Linked DNA regions of Mus musculus: region 2 is linked to region 1. A link is a loop called in an ENCODE intact Hi-C map of the cell type or tissue named here. Cell type or tissue: heart. All regions are shown on one strand. Links, peaks and the distances in the headings refer to the core of each region. The heading gives the core; the rest is flanking DNA.

Region 1 (9,961 bases), core at 629-8,628:
TTTAAGCAATTGTAAGCTCTGATATATATATATTAATAAAGATACAAATTATTGATTATTCAACATTTTAAAACACCATCTACAGCACACAATTTAATTATATGTGTTGAAGCAGGGGGAAGCTCAAAAGAATAAGCGTGTGATCCAATTCACATATACTTTTCTCCCATAAGAGGGTTGTTTTTAAACACAGTAAATGGGATGCATGCATGCATGAATTTATAGAAGATACAAAAGCATACATAAAAACAATTTTAAATTTATCTTTGGGATATAGATTGTCAATTTTATTTTAAATGATGATATGGTTTTTAAGACGCAATTTTCATTATAGTTTTTCTAAAATATATGAATTTATCTTACAGTTCTTTGTTAGCACCACAGCAGCCTCAATAGGATGCTGAAACTTTACTTTGAGGTGAAGAAGGATGACTTTACAACAATGTTTTCTCTAGCCAAGGAATTGTTGTGGGCACATTTAATAACCAATAACTAAAATAGGCAGCTAATATTTAATTACCATTGATTATAATTGATAATTATAAAAGCTTTCTTTAATTTCTGCAAGGCCTTTTGTTTTTTGCCAGTTAATTTGTGTCTCACTTAATAGCACCTGACAAAGGCTTAAGTTCTCCTGTGGTGAGTTTAAAGTGAGGTCTTAGCCAATTAACATCTCCTGGAAGCTTTTGAAAATAAAATTTTGAAGCAAATCAATTTTTCCTTCTTAGATTTTTCTGGACCACGATTTTCTAGTATAGCTAAAAACCTAAGTATGAAAAGATATTGCCTCTGAATCTTAAGGAATCTTCTCTGAAGGCAGGGAGAGGTGAGGTCCCAGGAACTTCCCCAGTCACGGTTTGCGAAACAAAAGAAATGCCACACAAACCTCACTGAGGCTGCTCTGAGCTGAGCACTGTGTCTACCCAAACGCAAACATTTCTCAATCTGAGCACTCTGCCAGAGTCCTGGCCCAAAGCTTATCCCTGTTTTGAAGTATCTTTTTTTTTTTTTTTTTTTAGATTTATTTATTTATTGTATGTATGTAAGTACACTGTAGCTGTCTTCAGACACTCCAGAAGAGGGCGCCAGATCTCATTACAGATGGTTGTGAGCCACCATGTGGTTGCTGGGATTTGAACTCAGGACCTTCGGAAGAGCAATCAGTGCTCTTAATCGATGAGCCATCTCTCCAGCCCCTTGAAGTATCTTTAAAGACTTGTTTTCCTGGGTTCGCTCCTGCCACATGTTGTTTAGAATGACTCTAACTCTGAGTTTCCAATTTTAAGCTAACTTTCTGTTACAAGCAAAAGGCTGCCTGTCCCTTTAGGAGCTGCATTTGCAATCAGCTCCCAGCAGGGCTTTTCCATTCACACTAGCGCTTCTCTAAATTTTCACATAGCTCTAAACACATACACAAAACACACAAAACAGAAACCAACAGATCCAGACACATGCAACCCTTACTCGTCCTCCACGAGCAGGCAAAAGAATTAGAAGGGTAAGCTTCCATTTCATAAACAAAACTTGGTCCCTCTGACCGATCTCTGGAGACTGCCAGATGTCTCTGGCTCTCCCCACTCCCCAGGGCATCCCCTGGTGAGGTGATGGTTTTCCTAGCACATCTGCTGACCACAGTCCTCCGGTCCTTACAGCCCGAAGGGACAGCTGCAAATACCAAGCGCGTGTGTCAGAAAACCCCATCGTCTATAAACACCAGAGAAACCAAACTCAGGCAGATCTAAACTCAGACTGCGCCATGTTTCAGAGACACGGGACAAAACACAGACAACAAACCAACACAACAAGCACATGTTTGTTTCTGGAAACATAAGACAGACACTCAGAACAAAGACACTGGCCTGCAACGAACACAAAAGGGGATTCCCCCATTTTCTCTCTGTCCCTGGGAGAGTTTCAAAATCTACTTTCCTCCCGCGCCTGATGCAGTTTCCAACTGCGGCCATCCGCCTGATTATAAAATCCTTTTTTTTTTTTTTTTAAGATTTATTTATTTATTTATAGCTGTCTTCAGACACACCAGAGGAGGGCGCCAGATCTTGTTACGGATGGTTGTGAGCCACCATGTGGTTGCTGGGACTTGAACACTGGACCTTTGGAAGAGCAGTCGGGTACTCTTACCCACTGAGCCATCTCACCAGCCCATAAAATTCTTTTTATTAAACCCTTTTATTTCTCTCGCCAAAAAAGCAGCTTCTGGAAGCTGCAGCCGACTGCCTGCCTGTTGAGTTCCTAGTTCCTGACAACTCACTGCTGAACCTAAGTGAATCCAGCGCGCGGGTTTTAGCGCTGTTCCAGCTTAGCCTGTACCAATCTTCTCCGGTACAATTTTTTTTTTCTTCTTCCACAGAGCGCCAAACCAGCAGTGCTTCTTCCAAATGTACTCTGCCATTCTCAGGTCCTGAGTTGGTTCGCCAAGTTGTTGAGGCCGGCCAGCCGCTCACATGTCCGGGTTCGAGCCTGGAAGGCATCTTGGAACTGAAAGAAAAGAGAGAGCCTAGGCAGGTTGAGAAATAATGGAACCAAGTCAACTTTAGTCTGCTCAAGGTTCAAATTTTTAATGGCGGACACGCTTTATAAAAGAGGGGGGAAGTCCATTCCCGCCAATTCATCCTTGGAGCCCAGAACCAGCTGCAGGTGATGATGTGCAGGATAGGGCATAGTCTCCAGAATAGCTCTCAGCAGGTAGCAGTATCTTGAAGAGGAACAGCGACAGTGGCTCAACAATAGAGTGATCTAGGGAGGAAGGCTCCACCCTAGATAATCTCCTTAGTGGCAGCAAGGTCAAGTTCTGGCTCAGCCTGCTTCGGGCTTATGGGAGGCTACAGTTTAGATGTGTGTTTTCATGTGTTTAACATGTGATTAGTCATATCAGGCACACTGTGAAAAAGTTAATTTTCTATAAAGTTTACCTAATTGGTTCATTAAATGAAGTCTCTACTCCAGTAACATATCAAGAGACTGAGCTCAACTGAAATTATGAATGATCTGCTTTCTAATCTTTCTTACTTTATTAAAAACATCTGAGCACAGCTTTTCAACATTGTTACAAGCTGTCTTCTTTGCTTTTAGATTTCTGTATCCTCTGGGTTAGGTGCAGTGAGCTCAAGATGTTGTAATCAACCCTGCTGAACAGCTCTGGTTTCTGTTGAACCCTGGAGAGTATGGAACAAATACTTGATTCTTCTTCGGCCCAAAGAGGTATTTTTTTAATAAATAATTTCTTTTTTAAAAGATTTATTTAGTCATTTTATGTATATGAGCACACTGTACCTATCTTCAGACACACCAGAAGATGGCATCGGATCCCATTACAGATGGTTGTGAGCCACCATATGGTTGCCGGGAATTAAACTCATGACCTGTGGTAGAGCAGTCAGTGTTCTTAGCTGCTGAGCCATCTCTCCAGCCCCCAAAGAGGTATTTTTAATTCTAAGGTTTATTCTCTTAAATTCATGAGAGATCTTGCAGATGGTATTGGTAAAGGATATCAATCTGTAAATCCATCAAACTTGTAAATGAATTGCTAGATATTTAAATGATAGTGGTTTAACTGTACTACTATATATTATAAAGTAAAATAATATCTCTCCAATTTTTCATTATTGGAACCATAGTACTTATACATTTATCATGTATATATCTATTTGAGGCAGGGTCTTGCTATGTAGCCAGTATGCATCCCTTACTGGCCTGGAACTCACTATGTAGACCAGGCTAATTTCAAACTCACAGAAATCCACCTGCCTCTGCCTCTTGAATTCTGGGATTAAAACTGTGTGCCACAATGCCTGGCTTGGAACCACAGTCCATAATAACCTATCAGTTTTATTTAGTCAAACATGAAAACATGACTGGAAATAGAATTGTTTTGGGGTGCTGATCGGCAGTGAGCACTGATCATGGGGACCACAGTACACAGCACTGAGGCAGGCTGTGTTAGGTGTTGCATACATTGAGAAGTAAGCAACCCCTCCCACAGGTCACTTGGCAGTAATGTGCTCTACATCTTAACCAGACACATCACCTCAGGCACAGCTGTGAATAAGCTTGGCTATGCTCCAGTAAAACACAGCACAAGGTTTCTGACATGGGAGTATCATAGTATTCTTAAAACTGTTTTTGAATCATTTAAAATGTAGTAATACACACACGGTGGCATGTGCCTATAATTCCAGTACAAGGAGGCAGAGGCAGGAGGATTACAACTTGGAGACTAGCCTGGCCTACACAGTGAGACTTTCTCTCAAAAAACCCAAATCCAAACCATCACTGTCAGCTCACAGCACACAGTGTCAAGTGAACGGGAGAGCATTTTCTTACTAGCGTTATTCCTGAACCTATGACAGACAGGTCAATTCCTGCCACCTTAATGGCAGGGAAATGGATGAGAGTTTATTCAACCCACCTAAGGTTACAAGTAGCCACTATGTAGCTAGACCCTAGACACTTCAATTTAAGCACTGCTACCAGGTACAGAGCTACATTACACTTGAGCTTTGGAATGGCAGGACTGGTTTGGGCCTTTGGTTATATAGATCAGGCTATCTAAGGCCTAGAGAAGCAGAGGGACAAATTGTTGCAGTAATTTGGGGTAAGAAAAGACAGTGTTCTGGGCGACACTGATAGAGATGTAGACTAAGAACAGTAGACACGGATTGGGGAGGTATTTACAAATGGGTGCTTCCTTGAATAGTGCTCCACTTGCTTGGTGAATGATTTTCACAGAAATGAAAGAAACTGAAGTCATGATTTTTAAATGCTATCTAAATCTAGCTGGAAAAATGTACTGTCTTTTAATATAAATAGCCATTGTTTAAAATGATGGATCCTATTATTATATCTGATTTGCTGATTAATTCAAAGTGAAGTGCACATTTCTTTTTCAAGTATAAATGTTAGTTGAAGTATTTCTGCTTAAAAAAAAAAAAATTCCGAATTCATCACAATCAAAGGCCAGGGATCTCTCCCAGGTAACTAACTCAAGTTCCAGATTCCTTGCACTCAAGTTCCTTTGGCTCCTGGGGAGCAGCCATCCTTTAGAACCAGAGCGGTTGATGGCCTGAGGCAAGCCTCTTAATTCCCAGTACCTAATTAACTCACTCTCGAAACCCGGCCCACTCCTGCACCAAGCCCCTCCCACTCGCCCGCCCACCTAAGACTCCTCCTACTCTATTCGCGCGCGAAGCACAGCTCCACCCACTCCCCCCGCCTTGCTCCTGGAAGCTCGGTCCACCCTACCGGCCGCTCGCGAAGCTCCACCCACCTCACCCGCCCGCGAAGCTCCGCCCCCTCCTGCCCGTACCCCAACACCTTCCCTTCTTCTGTCGCTTCTCCCTCTCCCTGCCCCTACGGATGCCTTCCATTGGCTAAGACGGCTAAACCGCGCGGGGATGCAGCAGCGCCACACTCTGATTGGCTAATGACTAAGCCGGACCCTTTGTCATTGGTTGATACGAGAAACCAGCAAGAGTGGCTGTGCAGCGGGCGTGCGGCCGCTGCTTTGTTGCCGGAGGGGGCGGCGTTGGAAGTTGCAGGCTTGCGGGGCCGGCGTTCTCAGGGAGAGGAGTCACGCCGCTGTTATCTTTCGTCCGGTAGTCTTCGGCCAGTCCCCGCCAGACAGTAGCCATGAGCGGCGGCGTGTACGGCGGAGGTGAGTGAGCGCAGCGGCGCCTCGGGGCGTGCGGACCGGAACGACCGGCCTGGTCCCTAGTCGCTTCCGTTTCCCTCCGGTCCTCGGCGGGCCCTTCCGGTCTTTGGACGGTGCTTCCGGTCCCCGTATGGGCCACGGCCTCTCCTTCTCTTCGGACCCGGGCCGGCGCGCAATAGGTTTCCGGCTTGTCCCGTCGCTGCTCCGAGATGGCCTCAAGGAAGGGCCTTGGCGCGTCTTACCGGCTGGGCTCTGATGGCAGTCCCTGGCACGCCGGGTCCCTCACTGTACCGGTTCCGCCGCGCGTTGGTCCCGGGCAGCTCGCGGAGGTTCCGGGCCCCCGGGGTTGGCACTGGGTGCGAGTGGCGCCCGGTGTTGCGGCTGCTGCTCTGGGTCCTTCAGCAGCCACTACAGCCTGGACATCGTTCCAGGCGTGCTCGGTCCCCAGATGAGCGGATCCCTGAGGTACAGGCTGCAGTTCTCCTGTCCGGCTGGGCGGGAGCCTTTTCTAGATCGGCGATAACGAAAACAAGGCTTCTAAGTACTGTTTTGTTTAAGAGTAGTTACCTAGTTAGAGACTCTCCTCTAGGGGGGATGTTGACAGGAGATGGTGCTGCCATCCCTCACGTTAACGAAGAAAAAAATATTGGCAAGAGTTAAACAACCAGCTCAAAGTTTAAAGACTCGTTGTAAATTGGGAGCAAATTGCTTCTGGGATGAGGCAGGGGTATTCCTTTCTCTGCCGTGTACAGGTAACACGCACCCATCAAGAGTTAAATAGTATCCTCACACTAACAAATCTATATCTGCATTGAGTCAGTAGATCTGTGCCCACTCATTTTAACTGCTGTGTAGGGTTTTCTGAGAATAAACTATAGTAGTTTCTCTAGGAACGGTAGTCTTTTCCCTGGCAAGAAGTGTGACAGTAATAATTACCGTTAGCTAATATTTATCGGCTTATTGTTTGTCAGCACTGTAAGTGCTTTATACATTAAAACATTCAAGGCATTTAGTCATCCTATCCTATGAGGTAAGTATTAAATACATTTTTCGGATTAAACTGTAGCAGAGAAGTTAGTAAATTACCCATCTCACATAGTGTATTAGTCATTTTTCAGTTGCTGTGATTAAAAAAAAAAAAAAAACCAAGAAACAAAAAAACAAAATCAGCTTCTAGAAGAAAGAGTTTACTTTAGCTTATGATTCCAGAGAGGTAAGAGTCCAGTTTGAGAGAGGTATGGCAGCTAACAGCAGGCATGATGGTGGGGCAGGAATCTGGGCTCACGTGTCCAACCTCAAGCATGAAGCAGCTGGAAATAGTGGGGGCTTTAAACTCAAAGCCTGTCCCCCAGTGACAGCTTCCTACATCAAGGCCCACATCTTCTAAACCTCCATAAACAGCACCACCAACTGGGGCCCAGATGTTTAAATATCAGCGTCTATAGGAGACATTTTCATTCAAACAGTTGCATATGCATCTCCTTTTAAACTAGGAATTTCTCCAAACTGGGTATGTCTAAACTAAATAGCTCTGTGATTCTCTTTGGGTGCCTCTTTGTAACTAGCACCAAACTGGGTAGATTGGGCATAGATTGGCTTTAACTAGAGAAACAGAAGAACTTTTAAGGCCTTAGCATTTGAGTAATGTAGGTAAGTAGGATTAGTGTTTTAAATTTTGAGGGGGACCCCATTGAAAAACCAGTACTGAGAAACCCAAGTGCATTATCCTAGGAGGCCTGCTGTTTGGGGTGAAGTATTTGGAAAATATACATGGAGGCTTTTCTCTAAATTAGACTGAAAAAGATTGCCAGCTTTTTTCTTACCACTAAACTGTCTCCTAAAGTCTGGAATGTGTAACTTAAATGATACGTTCATTAAATGCTTTTTACTTGGCCTGTATAAATTACACTCTAATTTCCATGCTGTGCAGTTTTCATATTTTGCTGTGTTTCTTCATTTCATGAAACAAAACATAATTCCCCATAATTGATGAAATTGTACTAGGATGTATTCGGTGGTTTTTATTTTTCTTTCCTTTGTTTGTTTGTTTGATTTGTTTTGTGCCACCAGATTCCCTTGCTGTCATTTATACACATCTTGTGCCTGTAGAGATGGCCTCTGGGCTTTCTCAGCCTCTGGTTTCAGCTTTGAACTTTGATTTGGTGATGGTAGGGTAACTATACTTTTTGCCTGTGCTTTTTGTTTTAGTATAATCGTTAAAAGCTGGTGTTCCCCACCCAAGTTAAAATGCCCCAATTTGGATGCTGCATTATAGAGTCTTCCTGGGATTGCAATCTGAGCTTGGCCCTCCCTCCCTGAATAGGCAGCTTAGCTCTGCATCATTCAGCTGTTACCACAGCTCTCAGCAGAAACCTTCTAGGTTCTGGGAACAGTTTCTTCTTGTTTCCTCAGTTTAAGGATTATGAGGGCAGTCCTTTGTTCATCCTTCTGTACCTGGACTATAGAAGTTTATAATTAGTTCCTTTAGTAAGGAAACTACTACCTGCTGTCAGTGTACCATGGCTTTCCTGATTAAACCTCCATTGATAAAACAGTATGACTTGCCATATTTTAATTAAATACATCTTGAAGGTGCATTTAATACTAGGTTCATGCCAGACATGGTGGTGCATAGTTTTAATCCACTTGAGAGTCAGAGACAGGATCTTTGTGAGTTCTGTGACACGTAAGATCACAGAGACACCCTGTCTTGAAACAACAATGGTAAACACTAGATTCTAGCTAATCATGTGTGAATGTAATGGATTTTTACAAAGTTTTAAATTTTCATTTTATATACATAAAATATGTCCTTTTCTTTGTTGAGACAAGAGTTTCTCTGTGTAGTTCTGGCTGTCCCAGAATTAGCTATGTAGACCAGTTTGGCCTAGAACTCAGAGATCTGTCTGCCTCTGCCTCCCTTATTGGGATTAAAGGCATATGCAATTCTATTTTTAATCTCTTCAGTAATTCTCTTTTAATCTCTTCAGATGAAGTTGGCGCTCTTGTTTTTGACATTGGATCGTACACAGTGAGGGCTGGCTATGCTGGCGAGGACTGCCCTAAGGTAAGAACAATGATATGAATGAATTACTTGGGTAGGCAAGAGTCATCTGTGCAAAATTAAATTCAAGCAGAACCTCAAAGCAAAACTGAAGGTAGACACTGGAAACAGCCCCTCCCGAGAGCAGCTGATCCTTCCCGCCATATTTTAACGTCCCAGGTTGATTTCCCCACGGCTATCGGTGTGGTGCTGGAGAGAGATGACGGAAGTACAATGATGGAGATTGATGGTGACAAAGGCAAGCAGGGCGGGCCCACCTACTACATAGACACCAATGCCCTCCGCGTGCCCAGGGAGAACATGGAGGCCATCTCACCACTCAAGAATGGCATGGGTATGAATTAGCTGTAAACCGCAATGTCTTGCAAGATGAACAAGTGTTTGTTTGTTTGTTTTAACTCTATAAAGTAATATTTTGGATAATGAGAATACAAAAATGTATAAGAAGTGTTTCTTTCCCTTAAACTTAATCAGGAGAGTTTGGTGTATGCACAGAAAACTGTATGCTGGGCACATGGTTAAGAGCGATGTGGGTGTGGTCAGGAAACAATGGGATCAGAGATTTCATAAAGGAGGTAGCTGCGGAGTCTTAGCCATGGATAGGAATTCAACTGGCCAGCAAGGCTGAGAAAATCAGAAAAACACCAGCTTGTGTAATGAGATGGGAGTTGTGAGGGAACTATCTTTGAAATGCTTTACAGATGTGGCTGCGGCATTGTTTGTGTTAGGTCACTTGCAGGAAAGGTAGGCAGAGAATGCGGTCTTCCTCTGGAGCATGCTGAAATAGTCACTGAAAGCTGGCCTGTGGGAATTATGTAAGGCTCAGTGTGCTCTGTCATCTTTGCCACTCTGAAAGACTTGCTGACAGTACGTAGAATCTGCTGGAGGGATGCACTGTAGACAGGACAGTAATAAAAGAGGAGAAGGTTTCTGATGAGAATGAGAGCAGAAGTTCTGAAGTGGCTTTTGAGGATCCAGGCGGCAGGCTGCACTAGGAGATTGAGGAGGTAGAAAGGACAGGAGAAGTAAGGTTGCCTAGAGTTTTGGTTTAGGTAATGAATCAATGGTAATATTCACTAAAATCAGAATTAAAAGGGAGGCAGGCAGAAATGTCATTGTCTCTGGATAAAATTCTGAGGTAAACTATTCATAGGAGGACTCATGTGACCACACTGACGACACATGAGGACAGCATCCAAGGAAAAGGGAAAGGGGATGAAATCGAGGGG
Region 2 (9,961 bases), core at 549-8,548, 180 kb before region 1:
CCATAGTCTAACAACCACCAACCGGAAAGTCTCTAGCATCTTAAAACGTTTCTTTCGAGAAAGTGAAAATATACTCTTTGATCCCACTGAACATTACTGATGCCTAAAAGAGAACATGTATCAATTGAAGGTGCACACCTGGTTTCTATTCTTGGTCCTTAAATAGATCATGACCACAAACAATGGAGAGAATGTTAAACAACTTTCAGACAGCTCAAGACTTTGTATTTCACTGTTTTTCAAATGAGCAAATGAAAGAACCTAGTGGGGAAACCCCTACTTGTATCCAGAGTTGGCATGCATCCAAAGAATCAAGAGAGACCGTCTTGATGCAAACACATGAGGTAGGTTAATGACGGAGCTCTGGGCCCACACATATCTCACACAGGAGATAGCAGTTGTCGGCCACGAGGCTCAAAAGCTAGGGGTTTTTATAGAAAAGGGGCTGGGGCTGGGGGAGGAATTGGCGTGGTTTCACACAATTGGTTCATTTAAACATCGGCGGACTGAACGTGCAGATCGAGGTAACAGCAGAGCATTCTGGTTAACATTTAACCCATGTCAGAAGGGCGGGAGATAGGGAGGCGCTGGGCCAGTCCGGACATGTCTTTGCATTCTCTTTATCTTTATGGCCAAGCAGCCTCAGGAATGTCTTAATGATGGGCCTGCCTGGGCATGTCCTGGCCTGTTCTGCTATGTTTTCAGCCCCAGGTTTCAAAGCTAACAAACAACTCTTTGGGCTATTTGACATAAATTACATGAATCACAGGTCTCAAGTTTTATTTTCTTTCACAAACAGCTGTGAAGATCTATTAAGACAGTGCTCAGGAATACAAGAATGAGCCATGGGGTCAGGTAGATGTCTGCTCTGTGGGTAAAGGTGTGGCTGTTCTAGCCTCATGACCCTCATTCAACCCCAGAACACATGGTAATAGGAGAGAATATTTTGTTACTGTTTTTGAGATTAGGGTATCACACTGTAGCCCTGGCTGGTCTTGAATTTGTTATGTAGACCTGACTGACCTTGAACTCTCCTGGTTCTGCCTTCTGAACCCTGGGATTAAAAGTGTGTACCTGGCACCTAGCCTTGAGAGTTTTTATACTTTCTAAAATATTTATTTATTTATTTAATGTATAAGAGTACAGTGTAGTTGTCTTCAGACACATCAGAAGAGGCATCAGATCCCATTACAGATGGTTGTGAGCCACCATGTGATTGGTGGGAATTGAACTCGGGACATCAGGAAGAGCAGTCAGTGCTCTTAACTGTTGAGCCATCTCTCTAGACCCAAGACTCTTTTTTTTTTTTTTTTTTTTTTGGTCAATAATTTTAAATGGTCATTTTTGTGTGTTTTAGTGTTAGGATTGGCCTACTTTACTTTTTACTGCTATGACAAACACTATGACCAAAAAGCAACTTGGGGAAGAAAGGGGTCTTCCTGTTTTTGTTTTAGTTTTCTTTTTCTTTGTGTGTGTGTGTGTGTGTGTTACCTTAAACTTTATAGTCCATCATTAAGAGATGCCAAGGCAGGAACTGAAGCAGAGTTCAGTAAAAATACTGTTTACTAGTTTATTCTCCATGCCTCACTCAGCTTGCTGTCTTATACAACCAAGGAGCACCTGCCCAGGGGTGACACCTTCCAAAGTGGGCTGGGATCTCACACATTAATCAACACAATGCCCTACAGACTTGCCCAGAGGCCAATTATTTGAAGACAGTTCCTCAATTGGGTGTTCCCTCTTCCCTGATGACTCCAGTTTATGTCAGTTGTCACTGGGATTGGACTCTGGACTTTGTGCACACTAAACACACTGTCACTGAGTTATTCGCCAGCCCCTAGGTACTGACCTGTCTTTGCTGTGCTTTGCATAGTATGTGCACACGTGTGAGTACATTAGCCGCTAGAGATCAACAGTGAGCAACGTTCACTATCAGTCTCCACCTTATTTTGGAAACAGTCTTTCTTTTTTGTTTTTTGTTTGTCAAGACAGGGTTTCTCTGTGTAGCACTGGCTGTCCTGGAATTCACTCTGTAGACCAGGCTGGCCTCGAACTCAGAAATCCTCCTGCCTCTGCCTCCCAAGTGCTGGGTTCAAAGGTGTGTGCCACCATGCCTGGCAAGTCTTTCAAAGAACTCAGCTCACTGATTTGCTAGCCTGGCCAGCCAGCTCCAGAGATTTCCCCACCCCCAGCATTATTGTTTTCCCCATGAGTGGCTAGAGATCTGGATCCAGGTCTTTATGCCATCACAGCAAGAACTTTACTGCTTGAGCCTTCTCCCCAGTCTCTTAAGTACTGATCCTTATTGGCTATATACCCTGGAAATAGGCAGTTCAAGGCCAGCCTGGTCTATGGAGTGAGTTCCAGGGCTACACAGAGAAACCCTGTCTCAAAAAGAAAAAAATCATTTTAAAAAATCTGGCCTGGGAGGCAAAGGCATTGGATCTCTGTGAGTCCAAGGCTAACTTGTTCTACATAGTGAGTTCCAGGACCCAGGACTGTCTATATAAAATGACACTGTCTCCAAAAAACAACCCAAAACAAAAATCTTCAAATTTAGGCAGAGTGAGAGCACAGATCTGAATTCTAGCACTTGGGAGGCTGTGACAGCGGGTTTGTGAGTTCTTTTTGTTGTTGTTTTGTTTTGTTTTGTTTTTTGTTGTTGTTTGTTTGTTTGTTTGTTTTTTTTGGAGACAGGGTTTCTCTGTATAGCTCTGGTTGTCTTGGAACTCACTTTGTAGATCAGGCTGGCCTCAAACTCAGAAATCTGCCTGTCTCTGCCTCTCGAGTGCTGGGATTAAAGGTGTGTGCCACCACGCCCAGCTCATGCTTGTTTTTTTAACTCATCCATTTTAGCACTGTCCTTCCTATGTGTCTTGGACAGTTTTTCTCCAGATATTCCCAGTAACAGTCCTGAAATGACCTGAGAAATGACATCCTTTCAGAAAACACATACCTCTTTGGCTCCACCTTGCTCATTTTTCTTCACTCTATCCTCTTGTCCTGATCTCCCCCCCCCCCCATAATAGCAGTCATAGTCTGAAATGATCTCATTCACTGTATTTATCCAACTTTTTTATCCAACTTTTATTTTTATTTATCCAACTTTTGCAGGTGCCCATCAATGTTTTAAGCACTTTACACCCTAACCCATTTACTTTCCCACAATTCATGAAGTAGGCATTTTTAGTATTTTATAGATGAGGTAGCTGCCATTCATATGGATAAAGGGGCTTCCCTGGCAAAAGCATCTCATTTGCTAACTCTGTAAAGAACCTCTCAGGACACATGCTGTGAAACCTCTCTTGGAAGGTGGAACATGTAGAGTCCTTGGGCTTCACCCTCGATCAATCAATCAATGGTTTAACAAGATTCCCAGGTGATTCCTAACAAAGTTTAAATCATGAACAATTAATTTTCTTGAGTAATACCTCTTACAGTAAGTAGACACACACAGCTCACTCCAGTAACCCCAGAAAACCAATCAAGACCAGAGCAATTGGAAAAGTCAAAGTTTTGACGACCCCCCCCCCCCCCCCCGCATGATAAACATCTATGTGGTTTTGGGGTACTTCTCCCCCTACACCCTCAGATAACCATGGACATCTTTTCACACTTGGCGCCTTTGAGCTTTGAAAACTCTGAAGGGAAAAACCAAGGGGAGGAGTTGGAAGGTGGAACAGAAAACAGCCCAGTGGTTAATAAGAACTCCTGCCCAAAACAAACCTCGCCTTCAGCCCTGAAGGAAAATGGCGCCCGCAATATATGCAGTTCTGGTCTCGAAGCGTCAGCCAATAGGAGATCCGAAGCGCCGGAAGTAGCCGCCCCTAGCCCCTCCTCTGGGCACCTCCCCTCTTTCGGGAGGATGAGACAGCCAGGGGGCTGTGGCGGAGCTGTGGTTGCTGGGTGACAGTGGGGAGCAGGGACGGAGTGAGTGTCCGCTGGCGGGTGGCGACGTCCGGGGTGACCTTCGAGCTCCGGACCGGCGCAGCGCGAGCGCCCTGACGGGCCGGGGCGGCGGGCCGGGCAAGGGCGACGGGCGGCCAGCCTGAGGGAAGGCCCTGTCCAGGTAGGAATCCACCCGGCTGGGCAGGCTCTCGGCCCACGCGGCTTCCTCTCCCCACGCACCTCCTCCGCGCCGTCAGTTCAGGATTCCGGAGGGAGCCACCCTCCTGGTGGCCACGGCGCTTCTTTTCACGCACACCAGCGTTAGCGTGTGCTTGTCTTTGGTGGCTTTTCATAGGAGCTTCCAGGTAGAACGTCTTTTACTTTAAATTCAACATTCCTTTAAGTTTGGGGACTTTGGCTTGAAGCCTTCCTTCATGCCTTCTTTAAGTCTTGACTCCGTAATTGTGACGAAAGCTGCTACCTTCTTGGTGTCTGTACTGCATTAAGACTTGGGCATTCTTTTATTTTCTTCGCTAACTGGGAAACTTAGTTTAGCTAAACTAGTTTCATCTTCACTCGAGGAAAATAAATTAGGGATTACAACCAAGATTTTTGTTACTAGCTTTTACCGATTTTACATTTATTTACATATCTACTCTTCCAGGATTGAAGATTGAGCCCCTCCCAGGTCTCCCATGCTAGGCAAATGCCATTGTATCCCTAAACCGGTTTCTAAACTGAGTGTCACTGAGAGACCCAGGCAAGCCTTGATCTCACTCTGTTGCCTCTTGTAGACTTGAATTTTCAGCTTTTCCTGTGTGACACTCCTGAGTAACTGAATTACAGGTAACATGACAGGAGGCAAATTTCTCTTTTTTTAATGGGAGATCACTCGAGAGTAATCTTTGGTTTCTGACTAACATGGTTTCTGTAAATAAATAAATAATACTAAAAAGTATTTTATCTATTTGGCCAGGTTAATTTTTTGCTATTAGGAAATTGAGGCATGAACTAGCAGGTATCAGACTAAGCATGATTTTAAATGTTTGCTCTGTTTTTAGATTTTTTAATGTGTATGTTTTTCTTCCATATACGGATGCATGTTTCACCACAGTTTCTGCGCAGTGCCCTTGAGGTCAGAATAGGGCATAAGATCCCCTGGAACTGGAGTTACAGGTGGTTGTGAGCTACCAATTTAAGTCCTTCTGAAGAGCAACAAGTGTTTTAAAGCACTGAGACATCTGCCTAGCCCTGGAGGCATGCACATTTCATTTCTTCTTTCTTCTTCTTCTTCTTCTTCTTCTTCTTCTTCTTCTTCTTCTTCTTCTTCTTCTTCTTCTTCTTCTTTTGTTTTTGTTTTTGTTTTTTATTTGTTTGATTTTGAGACAGGGTTTCCCTGTGTGTCCCTGACTGTCCTGGAACTTGCTCTGTAGACCAGGCTGGTCTTGAACTCACAGACATCCAGCTGTCTTTGAGTGCTGGGACTATGCGCCACCACTGCCCTGTTTTCATATGGTTTTTAAAATTATATTTAACTTATATGTGGAAGCGGTAGACTTTCACAGTTGGTGTTTGGAGGCAGAGAACAACTTGCTGGAGTTGGTTCTCTCCTTCAACCACTTGGTTTCTGGAGGATTGAACTTAGTCTCCTCCACCTGAACTGTTTTGAGAGATTTTGAGTTTTTCGTTTTGAACAAGGTTTACCAAGGCTGGCCTGCTTCAGCCTCCTCCTGGCTGGGATCACAGGTGTGTAACACCACACCTTTATCATTCAGCTTTTTTTTTTTTTTTTAAATGTGTACGGGTATTTTGATTGCATATATATGCAACCAAATTTTGGTGTACCATGTGTGTACCTGTGTCTGTGGAGGCCAGAGGAGGACATCAGAACCCCTGGAACTTGAGTCTTAAGACAGTTGTGAACTGCCATGTGGGTGCTGGGAATAGAACTGGGTCCTCTAGAAGAGCAGCCAGTTCTCTTTAACTGCTGAATCACGTCTTCAAGCCCCTCATTGTTAAGTTTAAGTAGAGCTTTGGAGATGAGGAAAGCCCTGCTATGTCGCATTGTCCAGGTAAAACTGGACTTCCTGGTGTGAGTGCACCCCCTGCCTCAGCCTGCCCCAGTAGCTGAGACTCCAGGCATTTGTCATCCACAGGCTAATTATTGCTTTTCTTTTTTTTCTTTTTTTTTTTTTTTCTTTTTTTGGTTTTTCGAGACAGGGTTTCTCTGTATAGCCCTGGCTGTCCTGGAACTCACTCTGTAGACCAGACTGGCCTCGAACTCAGAAATCCGCCTGCCTCTGCCTCCCAAGGGCTGGGATTAAAGGCATGCGCCACCACGCCCGGCTTAATTATTGCTTTTCTAACCTTTTTCTCAACCTAGGTGCATAATGGCAGAAACGGTATCTCCACTGAAGCACTTTGTGCTGGCAAAGAAAGCCATCACTGCAATCTTCGGCCAGTTACTGGAGTTTGTTACTGAGGGCTCACATTTTGTTGAAGGTGGGTACCTCTTAAACTAGTAAGGTTACTGTTGAAAGTGTACGCAGGTGCTTTATTATTTCCACTTCAGTTTTTTATTTTACCCTTTTGAGATCAGACTTGCCTTGAAATGGCTGTGTAGCTTCCAATGGCTTTAAACTCTGTTCCACTTGCCTCTGCATCCACACAGGTATGTGACCTGCTCAGGCTTAGTTGTGGAATTCACATTGTTCTGCATTCTGGGAACTATGCCATAGTGAGTGAAAACAATTTCACAGTTAAGAAAAGAGTAAGGTACTAGTCTGAGTGTTTTACAGTAGTAAAAATTCCTTTACTACTCCTAAGACTAGTTAGTAGGTAAGTGAAAGGCACTGTGAAGGCAAAGCAGCTTGCTCAAGGTCACAGAGCTGGGAAGCCGGCCTCTCCGTATGAAGCCATTACATGTCTCCACCCCAGTTTGTCAGTTCTCACGTGAGATGTAATTGCTTTGTGGGAGGATAAATGTTTACCTTCTGTCTATGTAACTGCTCAAAGGTATTCCCAATTGTCTTACCACAATATATTAATTTGGAGCGAGCCATTGGAATTTCTTTAGCTTTTAAGGATATCTGTCTGTTAAGTTTACAATGAAAAGTGAGGAATTCTCAGAGTATCTCCGGTGACCATGGGGAAGCATTTAATTTCGTCTTTGAAGAAAACATTACCCCTTGCTCCTATAAATCTCTGTCACTAGATTTTGAGCTTCTTAAGTAAGCCTGGAACTTTACGTATCTCCAATTCCAAATGTAACATAATTGAAGTTTCGTTGAGCGAAAAAATTACACAGTTTGTTTCCAGTTTGGGAAGAATGTGAGCTAACAGTGAATTGTGAAAAATATTGTTTCTTACACTTGATAGGGAGTAAAACTGAAGTTAAATTTAGTAATATCTTGTTTTGCATCCTGTCAGTTCTGGATCGAACAGTATGCTGGGAGCTAGTGCAAAGGCAGGACTTAGAATTTGAATTTACTTTGACTTATATTAAAACCTCAGTGGGGGGACGTCAGGGAGAGGGGGAGGCTAGGAAATAGGAGTGTAAATCACGAAGCATCAAATGGGAAACAGCTAGGACTGCGCACTTGAGGTAAGACTTTGCAGACTGCAGCCTTGCCTTGGAGATACAAGACTGGGGCATCAGGAGGTCAGGACCACCGCTGCAGAGAAGCTCAGTGCCAGTCTTTCTGCTGTTCAGAAGTTGCCCGTGTTTTATGACTGTTCTTGAAATGCAAAATGAGGCGTGAAAAGCTTAAGCTTAATCACTTGAGCACTGAGTTCGTTTGAAGAGTCTCAGGTTATAATGACCCAGAGTCTCCATGTCTTATCTTCAAAACGAGACAAAATGAGGCATTAGCTGTTTCTCTATTGCTGGAATGAGAAGAAAGTAACCTGAGGCTGTCCCTTTCAAACCACGGTCTTGGCACTCCTTCCATTGTTGGCTAGGTCATGTGGCCAGTGGCTCGGTTCTGATGAGTCCCGCTTCAGTCCATAAGTACCTTTCTACTTTTTCTTATTGACTGGACTTGTGTTTTTTTGTGTGGGAACCCACGTGTGAGGAGGCAGCAAGGCTTGCCTAGCTTACAGACTTACCCACCTTACTATCGGAGGAGTGGAGAACCGGCTCAGCACGTGGAAGTCCTTTCCAGCTTAAGATTGGGTGAAAAGCATAGATTCCAGTTTAAGATTGGGTGAAAAGCATAGATGGCTATTAGCTTATTTCTTCTTTAAAACTGCATTTGTGTTTCATATGCCTTGTACTTTTGAGTCCTACATAAATAAGTATTAAGTAACCCCTTTGACTGAGTCCTTGAATTTTTTATTTTGTTGTGTTTTTTGGTTTCATTTTTGTTTTTTGAGACAGGGTTTCTCCGTAGCGCTTACTGTCCAGGTACTCTTTGTAGATAAGGCTGGCCTTGAACTTAGAGAGATCCACCTTCCTTTGCCTCCTCACTTCTGGGACTTCAAGGTGTGCCACCACACCCAGCCCAGGCAGGATAATCCTTTCAGAGGGCATTTACTTTTAGACTAAATACATGTTGACATACACATTTAAAAACAAAAGAAGAAAAACTCCAAATACTCAGATACCATGAACATTTTTATTTTTCAATTGACCTGTTATATAGAACAACCCAAAATGTATACCTCTGTATAATTGGCAGGATTTATTTATATTACTTTATCTAATACCATTTCAATTTTGCAGCAACATACAGGAATCCAGAACTTGATCGAATAGCATCCGAGGATGATCTGGTGGAAATACAGGGCTACAGAAACAAGCTTGCTGTCATTGGGGAGGTGCTGTCTCGGAGACATATGAAGGTGGCATTTTTTGGCAGGTAAGCCGATATCATTTCATCTGAGGTTCTTTGCACAGGTCACCTTTTCGTGCTCATAGCCCAGCTTGTCTGATGACTCAGTGGGTTGCAATCTTCTTACTTCTCCCCACAACAGTTTTTACCTCTCTCCCTTTCCCTTTTGTCTCTCTCTCTCTCCATCCTCCCTCTCTCCCTCTCTCCCTTCTTTCCTTCCTTCCTTCCTTCCTTCGTTGTTGTTTAAAACGGTTTCTCTGTGTAGCCCTAGCTGTCCTGTAACTTACTCTGTAGACCCGGCTTACCTTGAACTCAGAGATCTGCCCGCTAAGCCTGTGTCACTACTGCCTGGTCAAGGGTTGGCTAGAAAGGATTGGTTAGAAAGTTGGGGAATGGGTAATGAAAAACATGATTTATGATTTTTTTTTCTATTTATTTTCTTGAGAAAGGGTTTCATGTAGCACAGGCTGGGCTCCAGTTTGCTATATAGCTAAGGATGGCCTTGAATCTGATTCTACAACCTTGTGCCATAATACCTAGGTTGTGAGTTATTCTAGGTTCATATTGATTATTTTAATTTTCCTGAGACAGGATCTTACTGTGTATCCTTGGCTGTCCTGGAACTATTGACATAGACCAGGCTGGCCTTGAACTCACAGAGATCTGCTTGCCTCTGCTTCCTGAGTGGAATGTTTGAATTAAAGACATGTACAACTGTACGTCAATTATTATGTGTCTTCTAGAAGACACAACTTGTGATTTCCCCTAGGAAAGCAGGGAGCACTGAATGTCATTGTGTCCAGGTGATGGAGTGATCATCCTCACAGCTGATATATCCATGTAACCATCAGGTGTTGGGCTGGAGATGTGACCTATGATAAAAAAAGGTGCCTAGTGTGCCTGACCCTGGATGGATCCCCATCACTGCCAAAACAAAACAAAACAAACAAACAAACAAACAAACAAAACGGTTATTAGTTTTGTGCTCTCTGAGTGCTCTGTACACCCCTTGGGACAAGTGACTAACTGCACTCCATGTCTCAACTGTCCCTTTTGTTTTTAACCAGTAGTAGTGTTTATTTACTAAACTCATGCCATAGAACCAAGCTGTTTCTCATATTACAGCCTACATCATTCTTCATATCTCCCGTCAGTTGTTACCTCAGAAGGCTTTCCTGGGTACTGCATCGTAAAGATTCCTTCTCAGATGCTATTCGTTACTCTGCTGTTTTAAGACAGAG

Evidence for each region. Peaks named below come from ENCODE experiments on the same cell type or tissue, not always from the same donor. Only the 100,000 strongest peaks of a DNase experiment are listed, where the experiment ranks them.
Region 2: it touches region 1 in a loop (2.7-fold over the local background); 11 of 42 quality-filtered maps call a loop at or near these places.

The regions. Positions count from the first base shown.
Region 1 is chr3:32,703,210-32,713,170 of GRCm38, forward strand. Actl6a (actin-like 6A) reads left to right here and starts at 5,337. Exons shown (of 14, transcript NM_019673.2): 1 at 5,337-5,671; 2 at 8,659-8,735; 3 at 8,892-9,066. The coding sequence starts at 5,647. In heart, for the core only: CTCF peaks have their summits at 1,051 (motif pointing right), 5,240 and 5,452; a DNase peak (open chromatin) is centred at 5,432; H3K4me3 peaks cover 1,969 bases; H3K27ac peaks cover 1,303 bases.
Region 2 is chr3:32,525,627-32,535,587 of GRCm38, forward strand. Mfn1 (mitofusin 1) reads left to right here and starts at 3,856. Exons shown (of 18, transcript NM_024200.4): 1 at 3,856-4,069; 2 at 6,272-6,390; 3 at 8,612-8,747. The coding sequence starts at 6,279. In heart, for the core only: a CTCF peak has its summit at 4,145; a DNase peak (open chromatin) is centred at 3,825; H3K4me3 peaks cover 1,927 bases; H3K27ac peaks cover 1,228 bases.